Linked DNA regions of Homo sapiens: all the other regions are linked to region 4. A link is a loop called in an ENCODE intact Hi-C map of the cell type or tissue named here. Cell type or tissue: dorsolateral prefrontal cortex. All regions are shown on one strand. Region 1 overlaps PPP2R3A (protein phosphatase 2 regulatory subunit B''alpha). Region 2 overlaps KY (kyphoscoliosis peptidase). Region 3 overlaps EPHB1 (EPH receptor B1). Region 4 holds the start of EPHB1 (EPH receptor B1). Region 5 overlaps LOC105374122 (a long non-coding RNA gene). Region 6 has its middle 70 kb from the start of PPP2R3A. Region 7 overlaps EPHB1 (EPH receptor B1).

Region 1 (4,000 bases), 1.2 Mb before region 4:
TTTCACCCCTTCCTTAGGAGCCATTCAGAGCCCATGCAGGGTTCTCAGTTTCCTCCCTCTTCAGCCTCAGTGACTGCATCATCTCTCCACTGACTCTCAGTGCTTTCTCTTAAAAGGTCTGTTCAAAGTATGCTGGTTTACTCAATATTTTGGTTTCTCTTGGTAGGAAAGAGAAGCTCTCCCTGGCTGTGTCTTCTTGGCCATCTTAACATCCTTGTCTTTTTTTTTTTTTTTTTTTTTTTTGAGACAGGGTCTCATTCTGTTGTCAAGGCTGTGGTGCAGTCTCATGATCATAGCTTACTGCAGCCTCAAACTCCTAGGCTCAAGCGATCCTCCCAAGTAGCTAGGATTACAGGTGCAAGCCAGCACACATGGCTTGGTGTAACTCTTTCACTAGACTGTAAGCTCCTTACAGGGTATAAAACTGTCTTACTTTCTTTGTATCCCAACCGCCCTCAAGACCAGACACAATACCTGGCATATAGTTAGCATTCAACAAGTGATTAAGGAAGAAAAATAAGAAAATGTTTTTGATCAAACAGATGTATACTTCATTTGTGCTTATTAGAGCTATACTATGATTTTTATACTTATTCTCCATAACATTCCTCAACATGCTTAAGGCTCCTAAAGTTAAATAAACACATGTTTCAGAAAAAGATTCACGCAATAGATGCTAATAGGAGCCACCTCTCAGGATTAGAAAATGGGTGGGATGATCACAATAGAAAAACAGTGAGGTCTTTCAAAAGAACTACTTATATATATAAAACAGAATAGTAAGATATAAAAACAGCAGAGACATGACAGATGAGAGCTACTCTGAGAGGACAAAGTGAAATCAGAAATGGTCTTTTGCTGTGAAATAGAAAGAAAAGGTGAATTACAATTTTCTGCCAGTGTTACTGGCTGGTCAACTCTATGGCAGGAGAAAAGATGATAAAAGTCATGAAAGCTAAAGAATGAAGGTAAGCATAGCTATTCTAAACTAGCATCTTTCAGAACTTTTAGGACAAAATGTTATTTTGTTAATGGACAAATGATACATTGATATGAAAAGGTAAAAGAAAGTAAAGCATAATAAAGCTGAAGCAATATTATTGATTCCATTTGAGATGAGTTCTGCCCAAAAGCTGATACTCTAGGACCTCAAAAAGAAATGCTATGGAGCAATGTCTTTCTCCTAAAAATGTCCTGACTATAAGAAGAATATATGTCAGAGTATAGACATGAAATGGGCAGCGGCACAGGGAAAGGAAGTGGAACAGAGCCCTTTGGAGGAGAGATACTGAGGCCTCCACCCCATGAGCAGTCTGACATGAGAGAAATTATTTCCCTATATTCTGTTTTTTTTTGAGATGGAGTCTCGTTCTGTCACCCAGGCTGGAGTGCAGAGGCGCGATCTCGGCTCACTGCAAGCTCCGCCTCCTGGGTTCCCGCGATTCTCCTGCCTCAGCCTCCTGAGTAGCTGGGACTACAGGTGCCCGCCATCTTGCCTGGCTAATTTTTTGCATTTTTAGTAGAGATGGGGTTTCACTGTGTTAGCCAGGATGGTCTCGATCTCCTGACCTCGGGATCTGCCCACCTTGGCCTCCCAGAGTGCTGGGATTACAGGCGTGAGCCACCACGCCCGGCCATTTCCCTATATTCTTATGACTTTTATATTTGACTCTTTTTTTTTTTAAGATTATGTAGAGCTACTGGAGCAAATCAGCATATATATGTATTTTCCAAAATGTTTTAATTCTGTATAATTACCTGTTAGCAATTTTTTTATTTGAAAGTTTTAATATACTATACTTGAGCCCACATTGCTTTATGCAAATGTTACAAAAAAAAAAAATTACAAAACTAAACACGTCTTCTCCAAGGTCAACGTGGTAACTCACACCACCATGTTTAGCTGCTTAGTCTCCCAAAATAGCCACACTTGGGGCTCCCTTCAAGCACCCTGGCTTTTAAAAGACATTTTAAGAGCTCAAAGAGGAGTTTCCACTAGAGGGCACTCAAACCATTTTAATATCTGACTGTAAAATAACACTTTAATTTAGAGACACACTTATCTATTCATAGAATTTTTCTGATGAAAAAAAGACAGGGATAGTTGCTCATGCTATATAACTTCATAAGCAATTTTCCTGCAGTTAACCAAAATGGAGACTTGTACTTCATGTCTTTCCCCCGCTTTTTGCGTTTTGCAGAAATGTCTTCCTTACAGATAAAATTTAAACAATTCATCTGAATAAAATACAGCTATTGTGGTGGTGGCTATGATCTATCCACCAACATACACTCTTTTTAAAAAAATTTTTTTATTTTTAAGTTCCAAGGTACATGCGCAGGATGTGCACGTCTGTTACATAGATAAACACGTGCTGTGGCGGTGTGCTGCACCTATCAACCCATCACCTAGGTATTAAGCCCAATATGCATTAGCTATTTTTCCTAATGCTCTCCCTTCCCTCACCCCACCCCAACAGGCCCCAGTGTGTGCTGTTCCCCTCCCTGTGTCCATGTGTTCTCATTGTTCAGTTCTCACTTATGAGAATACCCTCCACCAACATAGACTCTTTAGTTCTAATGTGATGTATGAAGAACTTGAACTTGACCTGCTGCTAGATTTTTAAAAATAAGAATACATTTATTAATCACCTACTATATTCTCAAGCATTATCCTATTAAGGGCTTTTAGCTGAAATGAAGAAATTAGAAAGAATCTGTCTGTTCAATCTGCTGCTATTATAGGTTGATGTTAAATAATAATAACAATAGGTGAGTAGCATTTCCCAATAGTTTACCAGGAAGGATATTTAGCTCAGAAAAGGCGAGAAGAACATGCATAACAAGGGTGCTGATCAGTTAAAAGAGGCAGAAGGGGCAAGCTGTGATACTTAGCTAAGATGTATAAATATACCAAAAAATAACTCCTAAAGAAGAAAGAAGGGAGAAAAAAGAGATAAAGAAGAAAGATGTTGGGTTTGAATTCAAGAAAATTTGTCAGAATGTTAGAATCCAGGAAAAGCTTGATAAATATACTAGTCCTTCAGTTCCTTAACTGGAGCTTTCAAAAGGTAATGATTAAAATCTATTAGAATTCAGTATTTCTAACAAATCAACTATATATAATTCTAAATTGGATCTATGGGAATGAAAATGTATTTCCCATGTGACACATCTGATTTGCCCCCCATAAAGGGGAGTTCCTTTTTGCTTATTTCACTGCTGCCAGATTCAAATCCTGAGACCCAAATTTAACAAGTAAAAGTGGCTGGGTGTGGGGTTCACACCTATAATCTCAGCACTTTGGGCAGCCGAGCTGGGAGGATTGCTTAAGGCCAGGAGTTTATGACCAGCCTGGGCAACAGAGTGAGATCCAGTCTCTATAAAAATTAGCCAGGTGTGGTGGTGCCTGCCTGTAGTCCCAGCTACTTAGGAGGCTGAGGTAGGATTATCACTTGAGCCCAAGAGTTTGGGGCTGCAGTGAGCTATGATTAGGTCTCTGCACACTAGCCTGGGCAAAAAAGTGACATTCTGTCTCAAAAAAAAAAAAACAAAAAAAAAAACAAAAAAAAAAACAAGAAAAACCAAGTAAAACTAATAAACTATCAAATAGTTTTTAAAGAAAGATTTCTGCAGATCTGCTTTACTGTTTTTTAAAGAGGTTAGATAAAGGCTTGTGGCAAAGAACTTGTATGTGAGTATAAATGGTTGTAAATCATTGAATTTTCCTTGTTGATATAAAGAGTAAAGGGAAAATGTATAAATGAGTAAAATAGGTGACCTTTAGAAAGCATGTCATGAGGGTCACACAATTCTTTGCCTAGCTCCAGAGAGACTGCTCACATACTTACTTTCTCCACATGGCAATGAATGACTGTGCTGTCACAAATCCTGTCTTCTCTCCCCCTGCAGCCCTGAACATGGGGGCTTTCCAATAGAGAGGACAGCCACAGACCTGCAAATAGAAAACACATACAGGGTAAGCCAACAGGGAATGAAG
Region 2 (4,000 bases), 190 kb after region 4:
TTCACATGATGCTTAGAGAATTCTCTTCCATGCCCAAGGGGACATGATTTGCAAGGCTGGGTTGTCCTTGAATCACAGAGCCCCTTTCAAGCAATATCACCGTGCCTCTCGACAGCTCCGAGCCCCCAGGGAATCTTGGACTATCTTCTCCTCCCAGACCTGATCATCTTCTGCATCCTGCTGCCTCTTCATTAGCTACTTCTTGTTCTTCAAGAGCCCAAGAAAAAGGGTGTGGTGAGGAAGCCAGCTGACCCACAACTGGCTGGAAGCTGATCGTCTCCAACATCCCTAAGTATAGTCAGGAATGTGACAACCAGAAAGTTGTGAGGAGACTGCAAAGCAAAGAGCAGCCCATGCCCGCTGTGGCTGTGCAGGTGGGAGGGACACTGTCGGCAGAGCTGCAGCCTTGGTCTGAGGGTGTAAGACCTCCAGCTCTGCTCTGAGAGGAGTACACAGGGCAGGTAGTTCAGTCTAAGGCCTGGAGTGCCCTCCAGGCCCTCACAGAGCCTGGGCCTCAGGCCCCTGCCCCACCTCCACAGAGAGCCTCCAGAGGCTGGCCAGGCCCTTGGGGAGTCTTGTGGATAGCCCTGAATAAGGACCTGGGCGCAGATCAGGTGAGTAGTGCAGTGCGGCAATGCCGAGGAGACTCACACTTTAACAGGGCTCTGCCTGCCCCCAGTGTCTCTACCAGCAAAGCCAGGGCTGGGAAGAATTCCAGCTGCACGAGAGCAGCTTTTGTGCCTGTCTCGGAGAAAACATCCTATCCCGTCTCCTTTCCTCCCTTCTCTGAGAAGACAGCCCCCTCCAGTCTCACCTTGCATGGGGACAGCTCAGGGCTCCTTGCTTGCTCAGGCACAGACTGAGAGGCCTCAGCTGCCCAGCTGGCCCTCAGCAGCGCCTCAGGCTGCCGTTGCCATGGCAACGGAGGAAAGGCTGACTTCAGCGAGGGCAGATAAGAGGGAAAGGCGAGAGAGGCCCCACATGGCCACTGCAGAACCATCCTGGCACACAGACATGCTCCCTGCTGAACTCCCGGCTTCTCCAGCTCCGTGGCCCCTGGCTGTCTCAGTGCCCCCCAACCCCTGAGAGCCAGCACTGCCTGGCACCTCTCCCCACAGCCCCTCCACAGGCCTCCAGGCTCAACCACAGCCAGGGCCAGCTGGGACCCTCATAGCTTCCTCCGTGGCACTCACCCTCACATCCCTGTATCCAACAAATGCTCACAGAAGTACCAGATGCTTGGGCTACAGAGGTGAACCAAGGGGGCCCGGCCCCTGCCATCCAGAGTACAGGGTGAGGAAACTGCCAGGCAGCAGCAGCCTTCCCTGCCCAGGCCTGACTGAAGATCCAGGCTCCAGACACTTCTGTTCATTATCCCCCGGGATCCCTCCCCTAAAAGTCCCCACTGCCACCCAGCACGGTGGCCTAGCCCAGAACCAGCTCACAAGGGTGCCCATCATCCAACAGGCCGGCGGCCTCGAGCAAAAGGGGTGTCTCCCCTGGGGGGCTGAACTGTCCTGGGCAGGTCCTGCGCCCTCCGCAGTCTCTGCCACCGAGGCCACCCAGCCAGCCTCGTGTCACTCACACCTGAAAAATGCACAAAGGCCCCGGAGGCATAACAGCTATGCACCACCACAGGGAAACAAAGGGAGTTTTACACCCTGAAAACAGCCGTCTTGCACACTTCTGATTTTATGGGCTTAAAGAAATGTGTTTGTTTCATCAAAACAATAAGTGCCTTCGATGACGCATGTCACTCACTGGACCCCGCGCTGGCTGCCTCGCTTAGTCCTGCTGGAGACCCCCATACCTTTTCGATATGCAATATAATTAATCAATACATCCTGGAGCATTGCAGAGAATGCCACCCAGCAAAATAGGAGCTGTCCCCAGCACCAGAGAGGGAGGCCCCGCCCCTCAAAGCACCGCAGGGCATCAGCAAGCCCCTCCCTCTCGTTTAACTAGGCACCCCCTTTGTAAAGACAGCTGTAGGCGCAGTCAGAAAATCACCTGCATTTCTTTCCACTGAAGTAAAAATACATGAAATGAAATCTAATCTTCATGAATTTTTACACGCATGCTGCTCAGGGTAGACATTCGGAGTTGCATTTTGAAGGCTTTTCTTTAAATCCCCATCTTTGTTTCCCGGGCGACGAGTCCCAGTCGCCGGCGGAATGGCACGGGCGCCCCCAGGTGTCCGAAGTGCGGAGCTGCCGGCGCTGCACACCGCGAGGCTGATCTATCACCGGGCTTTTTCGCAGAACTTGAAAATGCTGTGGAAATGTTTATGTTAAAATCACTAGGTGCTTTCTCGTGGCTTCTCAGCGCTACCTTATGTGTACACGGAGGACATCTTTGTCACGCACAAGCTGTGAGGGCATCCTGGGGGACAACCTGGTGTGTTGAAAAGACAAGGGATGTGATGGGACTGTTTTGCCTGGAAATAACTTCTTGAAACAGAAGCACTTGACATAGGACTGGATGGAACAGCTGTGACTACACTCATTACTATACCATTGAAGGATTGGAACCGATCAAACTCAGAAAGTATCTGCTTGCAATTCTCAGGATGGCAGCCCCCAGGCCACAGGGCAGAAGGGAACCGAGGGTGGAGGAGTGGTGGGCAGAGGCACTACAACCACAACTTCAGTACACTTCTTTCCAGCTTGTTTCAGAAGTGCCATAGCTCAGCTGGACTCCATTTTCAATCTGATTATGATCATTGTGAGTTCCCCATATGTTACATTGTCCTACCAGGACAGCCTCCTCACTGCCTGCTAAGATTAAAAGTAAATAAATAGACTAACTGAAGCATGAAGGATTTCGGCTAGACATAAAGAACTATTTCCTGTTGTTAAGCAGGAGGGACAAGTTGCCAAGAAAGTTTGTGAAATCCTCTTCTCAAAGGACTTGAAAAGGAGAAAAGTTTTCCCAGTGGTCTGAGGTTTTAGATGCCATGTTCACTAGAAGGAGTGGGTTTTCTCCTCTCCAAACCAATTAATTCCTGAGATATCCTGGTCTGCCTGCAGCAAACAGAGGGTTAACAGCATCACTACATCATTTGCTATTGGCAAAATTTTCGAAGATGGTGTGCCTCTATTGCCCGCCTCAGTTTATCTTAGGTCTATAATTTCTTTTCATTTGGAGTAAGTAGTCGGCAATTGAAAGAGGTGATTACTTCTCATAATGTGTGCATTGAGTTGTGTGGGCCGGTGGCTGTTGAGTATGCTTTCTCCATGTTGTTGCTGGTGTTGTTTTTCAATAAAATTTATATTCATTTTTATCCAACAATGTAATTATCGATTCATTCTTATCATGTATCTCACAAGGTGGGAAATGGAGAGAAACAGGAAAAATGCTTTCATGTTCAAAGGAAGCCCTAGAAAAAAATCAATGTCCCAGCCAGTTGAATGCGACGGTGAGATGCGAATGGAATGTCAGGCAAATAGCTATTTCACATTAAAGAAAACATAATCAGGTTAGCTCCAGCCACTCTATGGTTCACATGCCTTTGAAGAACACGAAGGCACTGTTTCTTTCATTGAATCTTGTTTAACTTGAAAATTTTAAAGTCAATCCTAATTTATTTTTACAGTGGGAGAAAAAAAATTACCAAAAATGCCTATCAGCCTACTTTTCTTTTGAATGTATATAAATATGTACTTCTTGATATTCATATACATGCAGAAACTTTCCAGCCGGTCACCTAAGCAGATTATTCATAAACTAGACATTTAGAGAAATACAGAAAATGAAAAATCCAGACATTTCTGAGAAGCTGCTGTAACCATGGAGACCATTCTCGTAGCTGTAGTGTGAAGGACAAAAAGAACTTGTGTTCCCAAATCTGGCTTCGTCATGTCTCTCGCTGCTAGATCCACAAAAACGAGGCCCAGCATGCTTCTCCTTAGGAAGGAGACCCGGCAGCATATTAAGAGGAAGTCAGAAGAAACAGTCTTCCACACAAAAGAAGGAGTAGCTCTTGAGTTATTAGAACAGT
Region 3 (4,000 bases), 450 kb before region 4:
GCTTTGCACTAACTCCACCGCTTACTGATTTGATGTGCTTCAGGAGCAGAGGCAAGGTGTTGCTAATCCCAGATAATAGAGGACCTAGACACCAGCCATAGTTGACTTCAGGACCCGGTTAATGGTGCAGCCATTTCACCCACTCCAGGCTGGAGCCACTCTGCCCATAGCAACAGGGAGTACTGTCATAGAAGTACCCCAGCTCCTCTTTCCACAGTCTCTCTGGGAAGTTGCCACCTTTCTCAATCTTCCGAGCAGCTGCCATGGCACTAAACCTTTCACAGGATAGAAGGCTTGCTGACTCCATAGCTGACAAGTTCCTCAGTGTCCACCCTAGCACAGAGGGGGTTACAGTGTGGCTGGCTGCCAGTGGACTCAGATCTGAACTGGGGACCATTCTTTCTCTTTTAGCTGTCAGTTGGGAAGGATAAAAACTGCCCCCTCCCAAAGTGATGGGAAGGGCAAGCAGAGAACATAGGTATGCAGCTTTGCAAATTGTAATCCTCTCAGCTCCAACGGGAGGGTATGTATGCAAAACACAAAAGAGGCCTGGTCCCTGGAGAGGGTGAGAGGCAGTGTTGAAATTCAGGCAGGACTTTTCATTGGAGACTTATCAAAGCAAATCATCCGAAAAAGGCTTCCTCACCTTTTAGTAAGTATGGAGCAAAGGTTCTCATGTGGAACATTCCAAAAAGCCTCTATTTAAAGCATGTTAGATGACCCATCTCTTCCTTTCTCACCCTTTTCCCTTGAGGGCATCCTGGGGGAGTGTTGACCTCCCCACAGACAGGGACCCTCTCCTGTGGCCCATCTGAAGCTGCCCAGCTTTGGAAAGCTTTCCACCTCTTCCTTCACTGATAGGTGATATGGGATCATAGAAGAGTGAATTCTCAAGGAAGAAGGGCCCTTTCCAATTACTCTCTTTAAAGCTAAGAGGTACAAGTCCCACACAGAAACTGCGACTGGCTCAATGGAGCATAGCCGTCAGAGGCAGAGCAGGATGGGAACCCAGGCCCTGGCCCCCAGTCCAGTGCCTCCTTCCCCTCTGTCGTTCACAGGGAAGGAAAACACAGAACCTGAACACTTAGAAGCAGGGTAGACTTTACTGCTTAATTTGGGGCTGATCTATTCATGGTCCTCAGCCATTTGGAAACAGCCCATTGTCTCTTGGGTTGGAGACTGTGGCCTTGGCACCTCTACAGGCTTTGTGGTTATAGGGCCTTTCACACCTCCATGCTGGGCTCTTTGATTAGTTCCAACATCCATGCTAAGGGTGTCCCTGTATCCCCTACCCTGAACACTGCAGGTTCAGATTATGAGGCCGTGAGCTGAAAACAGGAGGAATTGGTATGCTACTGCCTTTGGGATCCCTTCAATGGGGGTTTGTGGTGACCAAGTGCTGCTGACACTCACATCTTGGTTGGACATATCCCAATAGGGTCTCTCTCCAAATGACATGACTTCCCACATGACGATCCCATAGCTCCAAACGTCGCTGGCTGAAGTGAACTTGCGGTAGGCGATGGCCTCTGGAGCTGTCCATCTCACAGGGATCTTCCCTCCCTGAAAGAAGGAGAAACCGTGGTCAGCCCAACAATCAGGTTTCTGATTGAAGGCAGGCAATAAAAAACTTGGCATGCACATTCTTCCAAACTCTCACTCCCATATCTTGTGAATTATGACAGACAGGCTATTCTTGCTTCGTGCACAAGCTATGTTGCTGTGCCTAGTTAGAGAAGCTCAAGGTGACCAGCATGCCTGTGCTGGCTTCTAGCCTCATGTGGATATGCCACATGTGCCCTGGTTCCCTCTATGTGGGTTCCAATGTTGCTGCAGGGGAGGTGGGTGGGAGGAGAGAGTGTAACTGTCATAAAACTCACTGGAACTACCTGAGATTGGCTACATGAGAAACAAGTTATGGTTTTCTTTGCTCCCTGGCAATGTAAAAGCTAACACATTTGGGTCAGAAGGAATTGCAATGGTACAAAAGGAAAGAAGAGTGATGAAGCATGCCTCCTGGAGAGCCCTGCCACTACAAGGTCATGCTATGCTGCCCTCTGCCCCATTTTTGTTGCATTCCACCTCTGGGGGGCAGGTTTCCCTAACTCTGTAGCATGCAGATAGCCCTGAGCTTCATGAGGGTTGAATGGTCCCAGTGCTGTGGTCTTTCTACATGCTGGCTGTCCTGCCAGCCCTTCAGTGGAGGTCAAGATTCCAGAGTCTAGAGATGCTCTTTTCTACAGGGCCACTCTTAGGCTTGTTTCTCCTTCTTGCCTCCAATCCCACACTGGAAGTTTCTAAATTGGCTCTCTGCTTGGCCCTCAGCTTGTCTGCCAGACCTTAGCCAGTTTTGTTTACCTAAGGGATTCACATCTATCCACTCATTCATCCATCCCATCAACAAATAGGCAATAAGCACCACTTTGTGCCAGGTCCTGCTGAGAAGCTGATGTCCCAGAAATAAGCCAGTGTCCCTGCCCTCAAGCTGAACAGGACAGTGGGGAGACAGACAAGAAAACAAAAACTTAAAATATATTGTTAAAAACATTGAAAAGTGAGGGAAGGTGAAGATGAGAGTGGGTACAAGGTGTTCTGAAAACCAGAGGAGACTCCCCAACACAGGGAAGGGTCAGGGAAGGCAGGCAGGAGCTGTTAGAGAAGCAGTTTCTGGTGGTGGTTAAGAACTCCTGGAGCCTTTGTCTGGGTTTGGATACCAGTACTGCCTCTTTCTACCTGTGCGGCGGGGGCAAGTAACCTACCTCTCTGTGCCTCAGTTTCTCATCAGCACCTACACAGCCCAGTGTTAACTATTATTTTCACTATGCTCAGCCCTAGAGAACAAGTAGAAGTTAACCAGGCAAAGTGACTGGAGGAGGGAAGTCCAGGCAGAGAGCAGCTTTCTCAACGGCCAGGGATAAGAGAGAGGCTGGGACATACAAGCAATCCACAATGGCTGAAGCAGGGAGTTCCTGAAGGAGAAGTAATGGGAGGTGAGCATAGAGCAGACAGCTGGCATGGCCTGTGCTGTCCAGCATCAGTGCCAATTACAGCTGTTAAACAGGGTTCTTGCCAAGGCTGTCCTCAAAAGCTCATCACTCCCTATAGCAAATATGACCCCCCTTTTCAGTTTTTCATGCCAAATGCCAGGATTTCACCCTTTCATGCTTTTTTCCATGCTTAGGCTCTGTCTCTCTCCATACTACGTGGAACATGAAGCCACTGGCTGCAGCAGTAACAGCACAGAGCAGGGACGGCAGCTCCCTCACTCCCCTCCTCATTTACTTCATGCCTCCACTGAAAGAGGATATTTTTATACTGCCCATTCTTACAATCTGCTCAAGTCACCAAAGATACATGGTTGACGTTAGCAAAAATACTGTAAAAATGTAAAAATGGTTAACCCGAGCTAGGCAGAAAAAAAAAAGGAGCAAACAGCAAAGTGTATTTTTATCTGGTTTCCTATCTGGAGCCTGGGAGGAATAAAGGCAACCAGGCTGGACCTCCCCAGGCACACATCCCACTTTCTGCAAAGAAGACAGTCCTAATTTCCCCTGAGGATGGTGGCAGGCTTTTGTGGTGGGGGAGATGTCCTCAGCTCAAATGCCAGCTACACGACAAATGCCTGGAGGGCATGCTTAGGCTGTGGCTGCAGCCAGACTCTCTGTTCTCATCATCCCCCAGAACATGAATGAATTTACTGGTTTTATCAACATGTTCCCCACGGCTGGGAAGAGAGGTGAAGAATTCATCCAGTGAAGCAGCAGCTACCAAACACCTGGAGGTCAATGTCTGATAGTGCAGAGACCCCAAGTTGTGTGTTGCCATTAGGGAAGGTGCTGTTGTCACACCTCGAGATGGCCTGGGCTCCCCCAGAAAAGAGGGGCTTTGGTTTTCTCAAAATACCTGGGTTAAGTGAGGTAGGAGAGAATTGGAGTTTAATTAGTATACTGTGTGTGTGTGTGAGAGAGAGAGAGAGACAGAGACAGAGAACCAGATTGTG
Region 4 (4,000 bases):
AGGCGGGGGAAGGGGCGGGAGGCGGGGAGCTGGGCCGGGATTTCCCACAGGGATTCGCGAGCGCTACCGAGCGCCCAGGCTCCCCGCTGCGCCGGGCACGGTGTCTTTGGAGCGCGCTTTCCCAGCCACCAAGCCGGAGGCACCGCCAAGTCTGAGCTGGCAGAGAGTGACGCTGCCCGACGACTCCCGGCCGCCGAGTATCCTCTCCGGGGTGGTGGAGAGGCTGGGAGACTTTAGGTAGGACCGACCACTCACCCCAGCCCACTCCTGTTCCAAGGCTCAAGAGGCGAAAAGGGTTTCCACCTCTCCCCGACTGACCCTGGAAACCTGCAGTCCCGCAGGCGCCCGGACCACCAGACTGGTCCCCAAGGGTACGGCCAATGAACTCCACCCCTCTCCTTCGGCGGCCACTTGCGGGATACCACGGCAGAGCTTCTCCGGCCCCCGCGCGCAGTGCTTGCACGCCAAGCAGAGTCCACTAGCCCGTGGACTGCGAGCTGGAGAAAAGGAGGTGGCGCGCGGCTGCTCAGAAGCGTATCCGTGCCTGGGAGCAGACGGGCGCCAGTACTCCAGGAGCCGGATGGCCAGAGGCACCCCTTTCTCCCCAACGCCCAGCTCTGGCTCTGCCCCAGAGCTAAGGAGCATGCACCGCAATGCAGCGGGCTCCGAGCTCTCCGAGCGGGGGCTGCGGGAGACCGAGGCTACCAGGGAGTGCCGGGGCGAGGAAGCCGGGGGACTCGCGAGCCAGTTTCGGGCGCTAAGAGCCAGCCGGGGGCGCTCTGGTGGGTGCCGCCCAAGCCCCGCGCTCGGCAGCGGCCGAGGCTCCCAAACCTCCTTGCCCTCGGGTCCCGGGATGCCTGCACCGCAAAGCAGCCAGAGGAACCCCGCGAACCGCGGAGCACAGCAGTCCCAAGGCGGCCGGCACCAGCAGCCAACTTGCTCCGTGGAGGGTACGTTACCTTCCATCGCAGCCACTGCGGATGCCAGGAGGAGCAGTAGTAGATAATCCAGGGCCATCGCCGGCCGACGGCCCGCAGGCCGAGACCAAGCCGAGGCAGCAGCGCCGGGAGAGCGCCGCGTCCCAGGGCGCCGCTGCGCTCTCCGCGGGTGGCTTCTCGGTATCCTTTCGCGCTCTCGCCCGGACCGGACTTCCCGGAGCGCTGCGTGGGCGTGGGCAGGAGTGTGTGCGCGTGGGGCGGTGCGGGCGCGCGTGGGTGTGGGTGTGCATGTGTGTGTGTGTGTTTATGGGAGAGGTGGGTGTGTGCGTGCGTGTGTGAGAGAGAGAGGGCGAGGGAGAACGAGCCTGGGAGAGCGCGCGAGAGCGAGTGCGTCCTGGTGTCACATTGCTAGCTACAGCGGAGCCTACGGGAGGACGGAGCCGGCCAGACTGACGCGGGAGGGAGCGGGATCCCCCACCATCAGCTCTCTCCCCACCCCTAACACCTCCTGTCCAATCAAGGAATCAAACCTGCAAAATTCCCCCGGCCAATCAGGCGCGAGCACCTCCTTACACTGGCATTGTTAGTTTAAGAAAAACTTTTGCTTGCAAGGCTGTGCGGGAGGGCTCGGAAGGCGCTAGGAGGGGTCCGGGCTCCCCCTCGTGGTGCTCTCGGAGAACCGCAGCGGCCCGCCCAACTCACCCTGTCCCCCCATAGGGTGCCCAGCGAAGGAGCTGGGGAGGCCTCGTGCCCTTACATCCCACCCAGGACTGGATCCGCTTTAAATGATCAAACGAGCCTTCGTTCATCTTCTCTGTGACAAGAGCACCCTGCCTACCCTGTTTAGAGCAACTCCAGGGGCGCACCCGTGCCTCTCCTCCAGAGCTCTTCACTCTCTAGCATGGGTTGGTATTTACTAATCGATTTTGTTTATCGTGGGGTCTCTCCCTCATTAAAATGGGGTCACCATTTTCGGATTCTTGTCTATTTTGTTCACTACAGAATCCACAGTTCACAGAACAGTGCCTGGCCTGCGGGAGGCATAGTACATGTCCGTCGAAAGAATGAATACTGTTCAGATAACCTGTGGGCACTTGCTCCAGGGTCCACAGGGAACCGGATTTGCTTCCTGTCCAACGTTTCGCAGTTCTTTTTCTGCAGAAGCCTCTGGTTGCCTTTGGTGTTCACTTCCCAGTGCATTGTGAACTTCCACAGAGGGCCCTGACCCCAGAGGACAGCTCAGCGTGGGGAGACCAGGAGTCACACAGTCAGCTATAAAACAGCAAAGCCTGCAAGAGGGCTCTCCCAGGCCGGTGCAAGGCGAGGTGCACTGTTGCTGTGGGCCAGGCCTTCAGTGTGGGTGGGAAGGACTTAGGCAGCAACTGGGGATGCAGCCTTGGAGATAGGAGCAATTCTCCCAGGCTCAGCTCTCACAGCTACACTTTATCTTCCTGTTTCTGGAGATGGTCAAGGGTTCTAAATCAGAAACTCACCTTGAGGCTGTTATATGTTATGCTGGAGATGTGTCCTTCCCTCCTCTCCCGCCCCCCCTACATACCTGATGATAGTCTGGTCCTACAGGGTCAGGGATGACCCGTTAGGTTCCCCACCCCTCCTCCTACGCCTCTCACCTTGGAGGCACCAATCCTTTCCCCTGGTCTGTTAATGAGCTAACAGTGGGCAGATGCGATATTTCCCTTTGGGATGACTCTCCTTTCTGGGCTTTTCTAAATCAGTTCCCCACACCCCCCACCTCTGCGTGTCTAGTCTCTCCTTTGCTGGGACTTCTTCCTCTCCACCACAGCCAGACTCAAGTCCCCCAATCCTGACAATTCTTTCCTTCCCTGGCTCTGACTCAGGCTGCCTTCCTCCTCCCCTCCCCTCCCTCCTACCCCACCTCTGTGCCTGAAGGGAAGATGTCATCAACCTCCACCTTCTCATCATCCACCTTAATGCCATGTTAGCTGCCCTCTACGCCTCCACACCACCAGCTGTGTCGTGATGTCCCTGGAGCCACCTGATGTCACCCTGGGCAACAACCTGCTCCTAGTTAGCTGTCATCCTCCTGCACCGTCAGCACCTGCTGACATTGGTGTCCAGTAGATCTTTTGGGGCTCTGGCCCCAGTTTCCATGGTCCTGCTTCTCCTCCTACCCGTCTTGCCACTTCTTACTGTTCCCTCTGTTACCTCTTCAGCTTTCAAGAGAGGTATCCCCCAAACTCCATCCTTGGAGTTCGTCCTCCTGGGGTACATGGGCAACTCCTTGGCAGCTTCACTTGCTTTTTTACCCCCAGCCATCCCCTCATGGATGGACAGGTGGATGGATGGATGGGTGAGTTTCACACTCTTCCCTCCCCCTTTCACTATATCACAGTCACTTGGTAGGCATGTCTGGCAAAGCCCCGGCTCTGCCATGTCCTCCTCCTTATGCCCTTGTCCTATGCCTGTGCATCTGACCCAGTGTAAACCCATACTACCTTCCCCTGGACAACTGGAGAGTCTCTGAATGACAGTCCAGCTTCCCTCCCTCCCCTTAATCCCTCCAAACTCTGCTGCCAAACTCATCCTTCTCAAGCCAACCTTGATCTTGTCTCTTCCCTGCATAGCAACCTAGTGGCTCCTCACTGTCTGCTGAAGAGAGACTGACCACTCTAGCATGACATTCAGACTGCTTTGTAAGCTCTCTGAAACCTGCCTTCTCAGCCCAGGCCCTGCTGGTCTTTCTCTGGGCCTAGGGTATCCTCTTGCCATCTCCACAACCACACCCAGGCCAGTCATGTGCTCACCCACGTATTCAGGCAGGCCCTGTTCTAGCTGTGGGAACACAGTAGACAGCCCTTCTCTGAGGGGTCTTACCATGTCCTGGAAGGGCGGCAATAATAAGCAAATAGGCAGTGGCATGTCAGGTGCTGAGGAGAGCTCTGAAGAATCACAAAGCAGGAAGCAGCAAGAGAGTGACAGCGGCTAGTTAGACATGCTGGGAAGACCTTCTGTTTACTGAGCACCTTCCGCCACAAACACTGTACTGGATGTTTACTTGCACAACTAAAATGAGTTGAATT
Region 5 (4,000 bases), 710 kb before region 4:
TTTGAGAATCCAAGGTGACAAAAAGCGAATCCTAGAGAAATGGGTTAAATATTATCATTATCAGCACTTGAATTATTTGACCCCCTTTCCTTTTGTTCCCCTACCCGTTTGTAAAATACACCACCATTATCATTTACTAATGAAAAGGGAGTTGGCCTGAAAATCAAGACACTTGGTTATTACTCCTTGTTCTGCCATAAAAGAGTTAGTTATGTGACTTTGGTGAGTTTAAGGTCCACTCTAGGCCTCTCTTCTGTTCTGTGAAAGCAGGGGACCAGGAAGAACAATGTCGCATACACATCACAGACAGTAGGCTGCATCTACTATCTTTGAGGCATAGTTGTTGAATGGCACTAGGGTCTGTCTTCTTCCCATTCATCATGTCTGTGTTGCTCAAGAAAGGCATCTAAACCTGAGGACAAATAGCCAGAGTCTAAGAAGAGGTGTTCCTATGCCCAGTGAACCAAATCCTCCAGCTAGAATCTGAACAGTCCCTACCCCCAACTCCATAAAACCTTACCCTGTGGGCTATTGATTTCCACAGACAGGAGTCAAGCCAATAAGTTAGAACTCCTGGAGGGCAGATAGGGACTGTTTGGGAGATTTTTCAGGCAGTACCTAATACATTAGGGGTCCTCAGTTAATATTCATTGAAGTTTCATTGAGGTTTGATGAGACAGATGAACCATACAATATGTCAATAAAGTTAAGTATTACCCTAACCACATTCTTAAAGTTATTAAAAATGTCAAGAGCAGGGTGATTTATTTCCTCATTCTATGGAAATATTGCAAAGAGAGTATGTATTAAAACGTGCAGAGCTTAAATAATAATGATTTATCTTTCTGACTCCATCTTGAGCTTAGTGTCAGTGACTGTTTCTGGTATCATCTGCCTCTTTCAGGTCTTTGGCCTTTTGACACCATTTTTAGCCCTAAGAGCAATGGGAGATTGCAGTACATGCTGGAGTTTAAGGAACTGGTGCAAATTCATTCCCCAGCCACCGCCTGTCTGTGGACGATCCCTAGCAGCTGCCAAAGTGTGACCTTTTACATTTGACATCATTGCCCCTGAGTAATAGGTACTTTAGCAGGGGAATGACAGAGCTCTGACCTTGAGCTGAAACCTGAAAAATGTGGTTCCTATTCTGACATAGTGTGTCTCCCAGGAGAGTTATAAGCAATAGCAACTGAGGGAACTCAGGAGGGAGAGGGAGTTAAGAGTTATTTGCTCTGGGAATTTGTGTTCATGTTGAATCCCTTGCAGCTGACTTGCAGCACAGCCTGCTGTGGAGCAGGGCTCCTGACAGGGCGAGCCTTGAGATTCTCCACCGTGGGTCTCAGCCACAGCTTCTCTAGGACACCAGGAGATACCGCCCCTCAGAGTATGTGCTTGTGTGTCTAAGATGCACATCCCTTAGGAGCTGGAATGGCACAAACAGCTTTGCACAGCTACAGCTAAGCACCATGTACCAAGAACCTCTTGTTAAAAAATAATTTTGATGCTTCGTAATAACTATGTGATTACAAACCCTGTGAAAAATGACAACGGTTAAAACAAAAACTAGCCTTGCAAGCTATGTGCAGCTTTGGCAAAGCATGTTCTCTTGAGTCCCCTCCCCAGCTGCTCAAGGGCACCCCTTCTTTCAGGATCTCCCCTCTGGACACGCTGCTGCCCAGGGCTTTGTGTACGCTGTACTCCAGCCTCCTGCCTTCCCCATAACCGGCCCAGCAATCGGTACCGTTCTCGGCCTCTCGGGGGCACCAGAGCTCTCTCATAGCAAGGTAGATGCTTCTTGAGACAAAAGACGGGGATTTTGGCTGCCAATTTGTCTTTAACATTGTGTAAGGTCTGTCTCTACACAGAGCAGGCCATATACAGACCCGAATCAGGGCGTGCATTGTTCTGGCTTTTCTGTTGCTGGGAGAGGGATAATGGTAGCACACGCCCTGAGGTGCAGGGGAGCTGGATTTTGGTGCCTTTTGCATCCGAGTCCACCTATGAGGGCGAGTGGCTGGAAGAACAGGTCCCTGGAGTCAGACCTCATAGGACAGGAGGCTTCTCTTCGCCCCTGCCTGATGCTTCATGGAGTCGCATTCAGCAGTGAAACAAAAGGTGCCAGAGAAACAAGGCAAGTGAAAGTGATAGGAGAAAACGGCAAAAGGAAAGGGGCAGGAAGAAAGAAAGAGAAAAAGGGATTGAAAGCTAGGAGCAAAATCAAGAATGAGACCAAGAAAAGCTAATGTATGGTGATTGTTCTTACCAGTGTTATGGATTTTGGAGCAAAACAAATTGTAGGAAGCAAACTTCCCCAAATGTGAGTACTTAATAAAAAAGAAAACAGAAGGATTGATAATGGAAATTAGGCTAATGAATAAACAAGCTGCTTAAAAAATAGGTTTCTCTCGCAGTCCGTTATTTTTAACTTAGTGGCAATTTGCATACTAGTTAATTTGCATATATTAAATACTGCTCCCCTTCTCCTTCCCACCTCCTCCACTTCAGAATAACATTTCATTACGGTGCTGCTGGGCCAGAGGACTCTGAGGCTCTGGAGAGTTTATTAATTTATCCAACACATGCTGTGTACATTTTTATCACTTGCCGCACAGTGGACCCGGTATCTTTGAAGTCATTAACAACACGAGGGGTGTTCTGCTCGAGGTATTCAAAAGAGAATGAGAAAAGCCAGCCTGCAATAACTGTACCAAAAAACAGGAAAAGATCGTGTATGGTTTATGTTCTTTCTAGGAATACAAAAATGAGCAAGGGATGACTCTCTCATCCGCATCAGAGAGCTTCTGTTTTGTTTATTTGTGTTTTTATTTATTTAAATTTTGAAGCAAAATGGAAATGATTCCCAGTGGGGTGCAGACATCCAAAAAAGCACTAGCCATGCATACTATTTCTCCTGCCTCTGCCCACACTGAAAGGCAGGCTAGAGAGTGTGGCTCTTGGGGGAACCTCCATTACTGCTGATGAGAATAATAAACCAACAGGTGAGGGCCACAAGCAGCCACTCTACTGTGGTCCTAGGGCTCTGCCTGCTGTCACTGCTGGGCGTCACGGGGACCATCCCTGGACTGCACCTCCTCCTTAGTGCGCTCTCCCAGGGCGCCCTCCCACCACTGTCTCTCTCCCTTGTAGCTTCGACCTACTACAATTTAGGGAACTACTAAATTGAGCTTCTACTGGCATACTTAAATGCCCTGTAGTGGGTCGTGCCACCTCCCATGGGAATAGAAGAAGGCTACCATTTCTAAGAAGGAGCTTTTAAAAAGTGACCACCTGCATTAATCCTGATGCCATTTTCTGATGCCATTTTCTAATGCCATCCTATCAGTTTAGCTATTTGTCCCTCTTTCTACTGTCCCAGGTGCTTAAGTTGAAGAGAAACCTGTGTATTTGTCTAGAGCTTGAAGTGTTTTCCCCAGATGCCAATGCAAATTAACAAATTTATTCAATCATTCATTCATCAAATATTTATTGAATGCCTACCATGTGCCAGACATTCTAGGCATGGGAAAAATGGAGCTTACATTCTCATGGGTGGAGACAGACAATAAACACATAAATGATAAAGTGATATTTTTCTAGAGTTAAAAACACTAAGAGGAAGGATAAGTAAGGTGTGGGGTAGCTAGTGACCTGAGCAAGGGAGCATTACTTTAGCTAAGCTCAGCAGGGATAGCATCTCTGAGGATGTGACATTTGAGCTATAACTAAGGAGAACTAGAAGTAGGCAGAGTTAATTCACGGTCTTGCGGCCATCTTTGTGCTTGGTTTGGTCCTAGTTGGGCTTTTAGTTCAGTGAATTTGCATTTAGCTGAAACAATCTGTCAGCCCCAATGTGTTCACCACCACTGATCCCAAGGTGAGTACTGGCTTGATGTTTCTGGCTTAGTGGAACAGCAGCTCTTTGGGCCCTTACACCATTCAGGTTACCTTTTGTGCAGAATGAGCAAGATTCAGACTTTGAATCTGAGAAGAAACTCCTCTG
Region 6 (4,000 bases), 1.1 Mb before region 4:
TGAGCTCCCAGCAGATGCAATGCTGCTGGTCTAAGGACTCTACTTTGATATTACTGTAGAAAGAGATGAAAGAGAAGCAGGAGGAGGAGAGGGGAGACACTGAAGTAGGAGATCCACTTTTTGGGGGGTGGGAGGCAGGTGATTCTATAAAAATTCCCAGCTTTCACCCTTCCCTGCCACCTAAAGATTCTTTTTGGTTTGTGGGCTCTGTTTCCTGCTCTCCCCTATACAACGAGGGGAACTGTTCCTTAGAATTTGGAGGGACAGAAAATGGAGACTGGGGGATGGAGAGAGAGCTGGGAAGGTGAGAGGAAAGGGAGAGGGAGGAAGGATAGGGGGCTCAGGGCCTAGTGATGCAGGAAGGTTTTCTGGGCAGCTTTGGGGAAATGTGCGAGAGTGGCTCTGGTGCATGGAGGGAGTAGATGGGAGAACAAAGAATTTCTTTGAGGGCCACAGCCCTCAGGATGCTGGGGGGATGACCTGAGGCAGCCCAAAGGTATTTGAGAAATTCAAGAAAGAATGCAAGTTATTTTGAAATTACTTTTTGATTGCTGAATGGCATGTCATACAGTATGACACTACTCTGACTCTGGTATTTGGTTCCACTAGGATCACAACAGCATGGCAGTTCTGATGCATCGTGTGTAGGAGGTAAGGGGAACCAAATGGGAGTCTCTCAGTCCTTATCCTTGTTAAGGCCCTCCCTATCTCTCATTGGGTCAACTGTTGGAATGGTTTCCTCCATACCCTGCCTTGAGGCCCTCCTCCCTCCAGTTTCTCCACACAATGGCTTCAGTGGCTTCTACTACAGAGTTCCTAGCCCCCTGGGAACCCAGTCTCTCCCACATTAGAACAGGCTTTCATTTCCCCTCCAAGTCTTTTTCAGTGGAGGGATTGTTGCAGGTTTTACTGTTTATTGATTTTAGCCAAAATACCCTTCAAGGCATCAAAGGCTTCACATTCCTTGCTTTCAATCAATGTTTCCCATGTTACATCCAGCCACATATTGGAGACACTCCACACCTGTTTCTACAACACTTACGTAAAGTTTTCCCACCTCACACCTTTGTGCATACTATTTCTGATGTCTGGAATGCTCTCCTTATCATCTCTGCTAATAAGATCAACCCATTCGTCAAGGTCTAGTTCAAATGCCTCCTGTTTTTTGAAACTTTTCTGATCATCCCTATTTCCCCCTTCCACCATGGAACTTTATTTGTACTTGCTTATACTATGAATTCTGCTTATATTGTAGTTATCTGTCCCCCTAGACCTGGGCTTTCCAATATGGTAGCCACTAATCGCATGTGGCTATTTAAAGTAACCAAAATGAAATAAAATTAAAAATCCAGTTCCTTGGTTTCACTATTCACATTCCAAGTGCTCAATAGGCCAAGGAGCTGGTGGTTACTGTATTGCACAACACCGATATAGAACATTTCCATCATCATAGAAAGTTCTATTGGACAATACTGGGCCCATGTATTATTCACCCACTCTTATGTCTATTGAATAAAAATGAGTCACAGTGAATTAATTAGGATTTTACTGATTGCTTTGTCATGCTTTCTGAGCCAGCACGGGGTTTATATTTTCAGTTGTTAAAAAGGCATATGGTACTACCTGTTCCTTGCTCTCTTTCTTGATAAGCTGTGCTCTCTTGAGGTGAAGCCCCACCTTTTCTTTCTGTGGATTTTCTTCATTTCAGAGTCTTTCTGAAAGTTGTTTGGTCTGTCATCTTCCTCCTTACGTGTGTCCCAGGTCACTTCCTAAGGCCTAACCCCTGAACAGCATTTCTTATTAATGAAGCATGCCTTGGAAGGAAAGAGCAGAGGCCTGGGTCCCTCAGGGTTACATTGCTACTCAGACAGACCCTCATGCCTGCAGGGGGCAAAAGACACAGACACAAGGACACTCATGACAATTAGCAATGGCATTTTGAGGTATACTTTCTCATTAACCTCTTGCAAAATCAATTGTCTAAGAGGTTTCTGGGAAGGAAAGCCCAAGGCCAGAGTGGCCACGAGAGGGCACCAGTGTACCTTAAACAGCCTTTACCTCCAAAATCCTCAGGAAGGTTTCCCTGTGTTGCAAGGGAGGGACATGATGAATACACATCGGAAAAGAATAGAAAAAAAAATCATCATATTGTTATATCTAACTGTAAGTCCTGATTACCATATATTTATGCATCCAAGGCCTCCTTAAATATAGAAATCACAAGAACATTAAGACAATAATAGGCAGACGAGGGATTAGATTGAAAATACTTCAAATAAGGTTGTGAATAGGTCAGCAGACTTTAAAACAGAATAAACCTCACTTTGAAGCAAGGTAGCTATGGAAACATTACCAAAATTATTCTGTTACTTCATGGCTACAGTGGTTTCTGCAGCCTGGAAATGCTGTCAAGGGAGGCCAGAATATTATTTTCTTATAAATAATACAACACAGGATCCTATATGGAAAGTTGCAAGAAATTAGATTTCAGAGGTAGAGATGTTTCAACAAAAATACCCAACAGCTTTAATTTGGTTTCTGATAACTTGGCTCTGAGCTTGCAGTTGTTAAGTTTTTCTCTATTTCTGTTTTCTGTTGCAGAAAGGGAGCCAGTGAGGGATTTATTTTCATGTCTCTGGATGTATTATATCCACACATATGCATACACCTTGAGCATGGCTGATAGAAGTCACTTGTTTGCCCCAGGAATGATCCTTGTGAGGGCAGGTAACCTATAATCAAGACTTAAATAAGAGGCTTGCTTTCTTGTGGGGAATAGGCCTGGAGCTTTGCTGCCTAAGGTGACAGGGTTCTGTTGCTGACCCTCGGAAACCATAGACCAACTGCCTATGCCTGCAAGCTTCCCAGAACCCCCCTAATAAGCATATAAGGATTGTGTACACGACTGCTCCCTGATCATACTGACCATGTAGGTGGAGATGTGGGTAAATGAATTAATTAGGTTTATTTAAGAGGGGTAGGTGTTTGGTAAGCAAAGTAAACATGGTATAAACCTGGGAGTTATGATAAATGTCATGCTGGTGGGTGTTAGAGGTTGAGGGTGGTTTTGATGCTATTATAAAGTCATTCAGACAGGGACCCAAAATGCCTCCATCCTGGCCTGACAGTACCTCTTTTCCCCATGGAGTTTTCAAGGGAGCTGTATACCCAAGGGACAATAACAAATTGGGAATCATATACACAACATGTCAATGCAGTGTCCTCTGGTCAGAGACTGAGTTGTCCATGTGCCTAAGATCTCATGAATAGGAAATGGGATTTCCTAGCTTCCCCAAACCTAAATATTGGAATATCATCTCTACCAGGGTGGCCATATGGAGAAAGACAATCAGAGGGGTGGGAGTGGGTAGCCATATGCACAGAATACATGGAGTAAGAAGAATGGAAAAGAGCAAAGTAGCCCTGCCTTTTATTGAAAAAGAAAGAACAGGGCTCATCCAATGTCCTGAGGGTGGAGATGGGTAGGAATTTAGTACAGTCAGACCTATTCTAAGGAAAGAGACCTTATGCTCCTCCTTGCCCAGAGAAGTGGATCTAATACCTTAGTGAGCATCAGAATCTCCTGGAGGGCTTAATGAGACACATGCTGCTGGGTCCCACCCCAGAGTTTCTGATACAGTAGGTCTGGAGAGGGGCCAGAGAGTTTGCTAACAAGTTCCTGAGGATGCTGATGCCCTTGATTCGGGGACCATACTTTGGGACCACCACAGCTCTAGAACATTGTAAGTGGTTTAAGTAAAGTATCAACAATGTAGGCGTGATACGGATTTAGAGTCTGTCCCTGAAACAAACCCAACAAAGGGCTCATTACTCTTTTTTAAAAAATTGGGAGGTAATTCACACACCATTTGTATATCTTCTTTGGAGAAGTGTTTATTCAAATCCTTTGCCTATTTAAAAATTGGGTTATTATCCTTTTTATTGTTGAGTTTTAAGTGCTCTTTATTCTAGGTATAAGTCCCTTATCAAAGAAAAGATT
Region 7 (4,000 bases), 100 kb before region 4:
ATGTTTTCCTCATCTATTGGGAGACAATCAAGAACTGACACATGACATCCTCCAGACCATGCCTCCCCGACAGTGCCCTCCACCCCCACTCCCTGCCCTCCAAGTGGAGGCTGCAGAGGTCTTCTGAAGACTGCCTAGAGTCAGAGTTCCAGGGTAGGCCTGAGCTCCAGGCTGGTCCACAGCACACCCAGCACTGCACAAACTTCATTCCAATGTGGAAGGAAAATGTCAAGGTGCTTCCCAAGGCCTGAAAGCTGAGCTCCCCTGAAGGCTGGATCCATGTCCTGAGGATCCCTGGAACTCCTCTGCTTGAAAACGAAATGACACACGTGACAGGGCAGACATTCCCACTCCTGAGCAGCAGTTGTTTCCTCCATAAGCAAACAGACCCTGTACAGACATTGCTCTCCTCTCACAGATGGGTGCCTAGAAAACACAAAATTGCTTCCAGACTACAGATTGTGCCGAAGCCCTGTATCACCTGCTAGCGTGCAGACTCTACCGTCACTTGTCTGGAGTCTCCAGGGAGTTGGGAGCATGGGGGTTGGCCTGCCACCAAGTACAGAGAGAAGCTGAATCAGTGCCATTCGATAGGGCTTGGATTTTAGATGACAGGGTCAGAAAAAGGAGGTCAGGCTCTCCTCCTTTAGATGAAGAGGAGTCAGTGGAGACTGGGCTGGAAATCCTACACACTCAGCTTCTCAGCCCCATCCTGCCATGAGCAGCACTTGGTGTCATCATGATCAAGTGATTTTTTTTCATCTGAAAATGGGACTGTTAATGACATCCATTTATAGGAATGATATTTGGAGTGATGAGATGAATATAAAAGTGTAACTTATAGGAGGCTGGCCATGAAGTTGATTCGCTGGGATCACAAAACGCTTGGCCCATGTGCAGTCACCCCCCAACTGCCTTCCCAGGCACACTCATCCACCTAGGGTAAGGTCCCTCTCACCACAGCCCACCCCACAGACTCCGGAATCGATGTCAGCTGGCCCAAGAGATAACATTGATTTATTTGCCTTCCTGGGATTAATCAGAGAGGCCCCAAGTCATCATGGAACCTAAGGATTATTTAGTGATGAAACACAGGGGGGTGCTACACTCCACATACAGCTTGGGCTCCTCCCAGTAGGAAGAAGAGCTACCATGGAAGGGCTTTAACCTCCACCCTTTGTCGCAGCACTGACAGCCCCAGCTGTCAGAGCAGAAAGATGTTTCTCCCCATGGAGGGAGTGCAGACACAGCCCACTTGGGCTGATGTCCACAACCAGGCACGGTCTTTCTTTCACAGACAATCCTAGGGTTTTCAAGCCAAGATGAAGGAGGGTGTGTGAGGAGGAATAAAGGCCCCAAAGGGAGAAGTGGCCATTCATCCATCATCCATTCAACATGCCAATCAACAGTGCAAGGGAATGACGGGGGCTGGCCACTTCAAAGTGGGTGGTCAGGGGAGGCTGCCCAGAGGAAATGCCACCTTGAGTTGTGGATGAGCTGTGGCCCTGAAAAGACCCGTGGAGAAAATATCCTGGGCAGAAGAAAAGATGGTGCCAGAAGATCGAACACACCTGTGATGTGAGGAGCGCCTTAAGAGGCCTGCGTGTGATGTAACCAACCCCTGCTTTGCTGGCCTGCACTGAGGGTCCCTGCAGGGCCGCTCCTTCACTGGCCCTTTCTTTGCCCACCAGCAGTTGCTCCTTTCCCCACCCTCCCTCACCCCTGACCCAAGAATGACATTGCCAGGAGACTCAGGTCTGAGTCCAGAGGATTAGAAAGGATCTGGGATTGGGGTATCCCTTCCTTACAGATGCTGTGGCCATTCAAGGCCCCCCAGGCCAAAATAAGGTTGGACTCTTCCAGAACCCTACAGATGATGTGCTGACCAAGAAGATAACTGCCCTTCAGGAATAAATATGGTAGAGGGCTGGGCTGGGCCCCAGGTTCCCTGACTTAACTCTGATTGTGGCAGAGAATCATGGATCACCTCTGCCCTCTGCTTTTCAGAAAAACCCTCCAAGTATCAGTCATCTCATTGCAGGGCCCTGTGTGGCCCAGGCCCACACTCCATACAGCCCCCTGGTGACAGGCAGATATTACGCAAGGAGCATGACACTCACCAGGAGGGACCCCCATCCAGCTCCCTTGCTCGCCATTAGGAGGCAGAGCCACTAGGCTCACCCTTCGCCAACCTCCACTCGCTTGGACACCCAAGGGCTCTTGGGCAGGGCCTGACGACAATAGCCGCAGTCGGCATACAGATTGCGGTTTCTGTCACCACCAAACCTGTGGTGCTTTCCAGCAAATCTGCCCAAGCAGGGCTTCCCCCTGAACCTGGCACCTCAGGGAATTATCCCTGATGAGCCAAGGCTTCAGAGCAGAGAGCAGGGTGTGGAGAAGGTTAGCGCCATTGAGATTTACAGTGGAGACCAGCATGCTTAGTGGGGCCATCGATGAAGGAGCAGGCCCTTGGCAGAGGAAATCATCAGGTCACTCCACAAAGAGAAAGGTCAGCAACAACACATCAGTGGGGGTGGAAATAATCACTGTCTGAATAATAACAGTAATATTCACGACAACAAGAGCAACCATTATTGGGTGCTCACCGTGTGCCAGGCATGGTCTCAGTGTTTCTGTTAATCCTCAATAAGCTTATGAGACAGGTTCTGTGATTGTCCCCCTTGTGCTGATGAGGCAATCCACATCCAGTGCACCAGATTATGGAAGAGGGCAGCCAAGGCCAAGGAAAACTGGTAAAGAACAAGCTCAGCAGCCAGAAGACTCAAGTCAAATACAGCTCAACAGGTCTGAGATGACTTCTGCAGGGAGGGCACGAAGGAGCTTATGGGCCCGTGAGCAGCTGGAGGTCTCGGTGATCTAGGTGGCATCTTAGTTAGAGCTTAGCCCCTGGCCTCAACATGCCACAATATGTGTCCTGGTGTACCTGTAAAATGCTTCTATTTCTTCATCTCCCCATTGATCCTAGGAAGGCTACACCTCCCTGCTGGCAGATGTGTGAAGAAAACTAAAGAGGGAGTCAAAGGAAATATTCTAGTTCCTTGCTTCTCCCCAGCCCCTAACTCATCTTCAAGCCTGTTTGCCAGTCCAGAGATGGGTTGGCAAAGGCTACAGAAATTGGGACATTTTGCTGTAACTAAAGGGAAAAGTAGAGGACAGCCTTATGAAGGGACCCATGCTCATTTCAATTTGGATTTGAATTGCATAAACTCCTTCACCCTGTCCATCCTTTTCAAAATGCAGAAGATAAACCTGGCTCGCTCTTCTGTTATCAGCCCACTTTCTCTAGCAGTTGAAACTTGAATAGAAATTTAAGCTGCCCTGCTTAACATTCGGGTGGCTTTTCCTCTTAGAGCTTATAAATACAGAATTCACTTTTGCTTACATGAGTGCTGGGAAGATATTTGAGCATTTTTAACTGGAAAAGTGCATGTTTTCAGATTCTGTATCTGCACGTAAAAGGTCCTAGCACCATATTTTAATTTTTAGCTTCATCCAAGCCTGGAAAATTTCCACTTCAAAGCTGTGGCTTTCTTATTTTCCTTGTGGAAAAAATGCATTGGTAACAGAGATGATTCTCTCCCAGCTCATCTTCTCTCTGCGTGATGTTGGAAGGATAGCCACTCACTCTCCTACACACTCCTTCTGCACAGGACACCAAGACCACCCCTGTGTCCATCTGGATCCTGACTCTCTGTGACTGGGAAAAATGTTACACTCACAGATTATCTGGTGAGCCAGCAAATAAAGAATGAGAAGACAAGATCAAGACGGTGTGGATCTCTGTGGGTGTCAACTGCTGGGGCCAAGCTGAGCTGGAAAGAGCAAGGTGGCCCTCAATGCAGTGGAAAGGAAGCAGGGAAAAGCAGAGGGCACTGGGGTTCTCCTAATGTAGACTCCTATTTTGCATTAATTTTGTATAAATCACATCTTTTAAACTGCAAATCTCCAGAAGAGAGGAAAGTGATTATTAAAGTAGAAG

The links. Peaks named below come from ENCODE experiments on the same cell type or tissue, not always from the same donor. Only the 100,000 strongest peaks of a DNase experiment are listed, where the experiment ranks them.
Region 1: it touches region 4 in a loop (3-fold over the local background); 18 of 110 quality-filtered maps call a loop at or near these places.
Region 2: a loop joins it to region 4, with 2.8 times the contacts of the local background. A loop is called at or near these places in 15 of 110 quality-filtered maps.
Region 3: it touches region 4 in a loop (4-fold over the local background); 31 of 110 quality-filtered maps call a loop at or near these places.
Region 5: it touches region 4 in a loop (16-fold over the local background); 72 of 110 quality-filtered maps call a loop at or near these places.
Region 6: a loop joins it to region 4, with 33 times the contacts of the local background. A loop is called at or near these places in 84 of 110 quality-filtered maps.
Region 7: a loop joins it to region 4, with 2.2 times the contacts of the local background. A loop is called at or near these places in 5 of 110 quality-filtered maps.

What each region holds. Positions count from the first base shown.
Region 1 is chr3:136,040,814-136,044,813 of GRCh38, reverse strand. It overlaps PPP2R3A (protein phosphatase 2 regulatory subunit B''alpha), which reads right to left. Exons shown (of 14, transcript NM_002718.5): 4 at 3,852-3,955. Among named protein-coding and RNA genes, the nearest start is that of PPP2R3A, 77 kb to the right of the region's middle. In dorsolateral prefrontal cortex, CTCF peaks have their summits at 1,806 and 2,006 (motif pointing right); no DNase peak of the experiment used is centred here.
Region 2 is chr3:134,599,211-134,603,210 of GRCh38, reverse strand. KY (kyphoscoliosis peptidase) reads left to right here. Exons shown (of 11, transcript NM_178554.6): 11 at 1-3,288. It also overlaps a transcript of CEP63 not described here. Among named protein-coding and RNA genes, the nearest start is that of KY, 50 kb to the left of the region's middle. In dorsolateral prefrontal cortex, CTCF peaks have their summits at 876, 1,986 and 2,187 (motif pointing left); DNase peaks (open chromatin) are centred at 900, 1,490, 1,830 and 2,180; H3K4me3 peaks cover 1,067 bases; H3K27ac peaks cover 3,064 bases.
Region 3 is chr3:135,238,711-135,242,710 of GRCh38, reverse strand. It overlaps EPHB1 (EPH receptor B1), which reads right to left. Exons shown (of 16, transcript NM_004441.5): 13 at 1,414-1,563. Among named protein-coding and RNA genes, the nearest start is that of EPHB1, 450 kb to the right of the region's middle. In dorsolateral prefrontal cortex, a CTCF peak has its summit at 2,097; a DNase peak (open chromatin) is centred at 2,083.
Region 4 is chr3:134,792,649-134,796,648 of GRCh38, reverse strand. EPHB1 (EPH receptor B1) reads right to left here and starts at 1,389. Exons shown (of 16, transcript NM_004441.5): 1 at 960-1,389. The coding sequence starts at 1,017. RefSeq lists enhancers at 1,014-1,203, 1,214-1,263, 1,308-1,602, 1,664-1,873. In dorsolateral prefrontal cortex, CTCF peaks have their summits at 1,395 and 1,594 (motif pointing left); DNase peaks (open chromatin) are centred at 512 and 1,428; H3K4me3 peaks cover 1,838 bases; H3K27ac peaks cover 1,337 bases; H3K27me3 peaks cover 1,214 bases.
Region 5 is chr3:135,501,798-135,505,797 of GRCh38, reverse strand. All of the region lies in intron 1 of LOC105374122 (a long non-coding RNA gene), which reads left to right. Among named protein-coding and RNA genes, the nearest start is that of PPP2R3A, 460 kb to the left of the region's middle. RefSeq lists a silencer at 1,877-2,171. In dorsolateral prefrontal cortex, CTCF peaks have their summits at 1,551 and 1,757 (motif pointing right); a DNase peak (open chromatin) is centred at 1,757; H3K4me3 peaks cover 1,001 bases; H3K27me3 peaks cover 443 bases.
Region 6 is chr3:135,893,333-135,897,332 of GRCh38, reverse strand. No RefSeq gene overlaps it. Among named protein-coding and RNA genes, the nearest start is that of PPP2R3A, 70 kb to the left of the region's middle. In dorsolateral prefrontal cortex, CTCF peaks have their summits at 1,829 and 2,033 (motif pointing right); a DNase peak (open chromatin) is centred at 2,022.
Region 7 is chr3:134,895,056-134,899,055 of GRCh38, reverse strand. The region is part of intron 1 of EPHB1 (EPH receptor B1); the gene reads right to left. Among named protein-coding and RNA genes, the nearest start is that of EPHB1, 100 kb to the right of the region's middle. In dorsolateral prefrontal cortex, no CTCF peak of the experiment used is centred here; no DNase peak of the experiment used is centred here.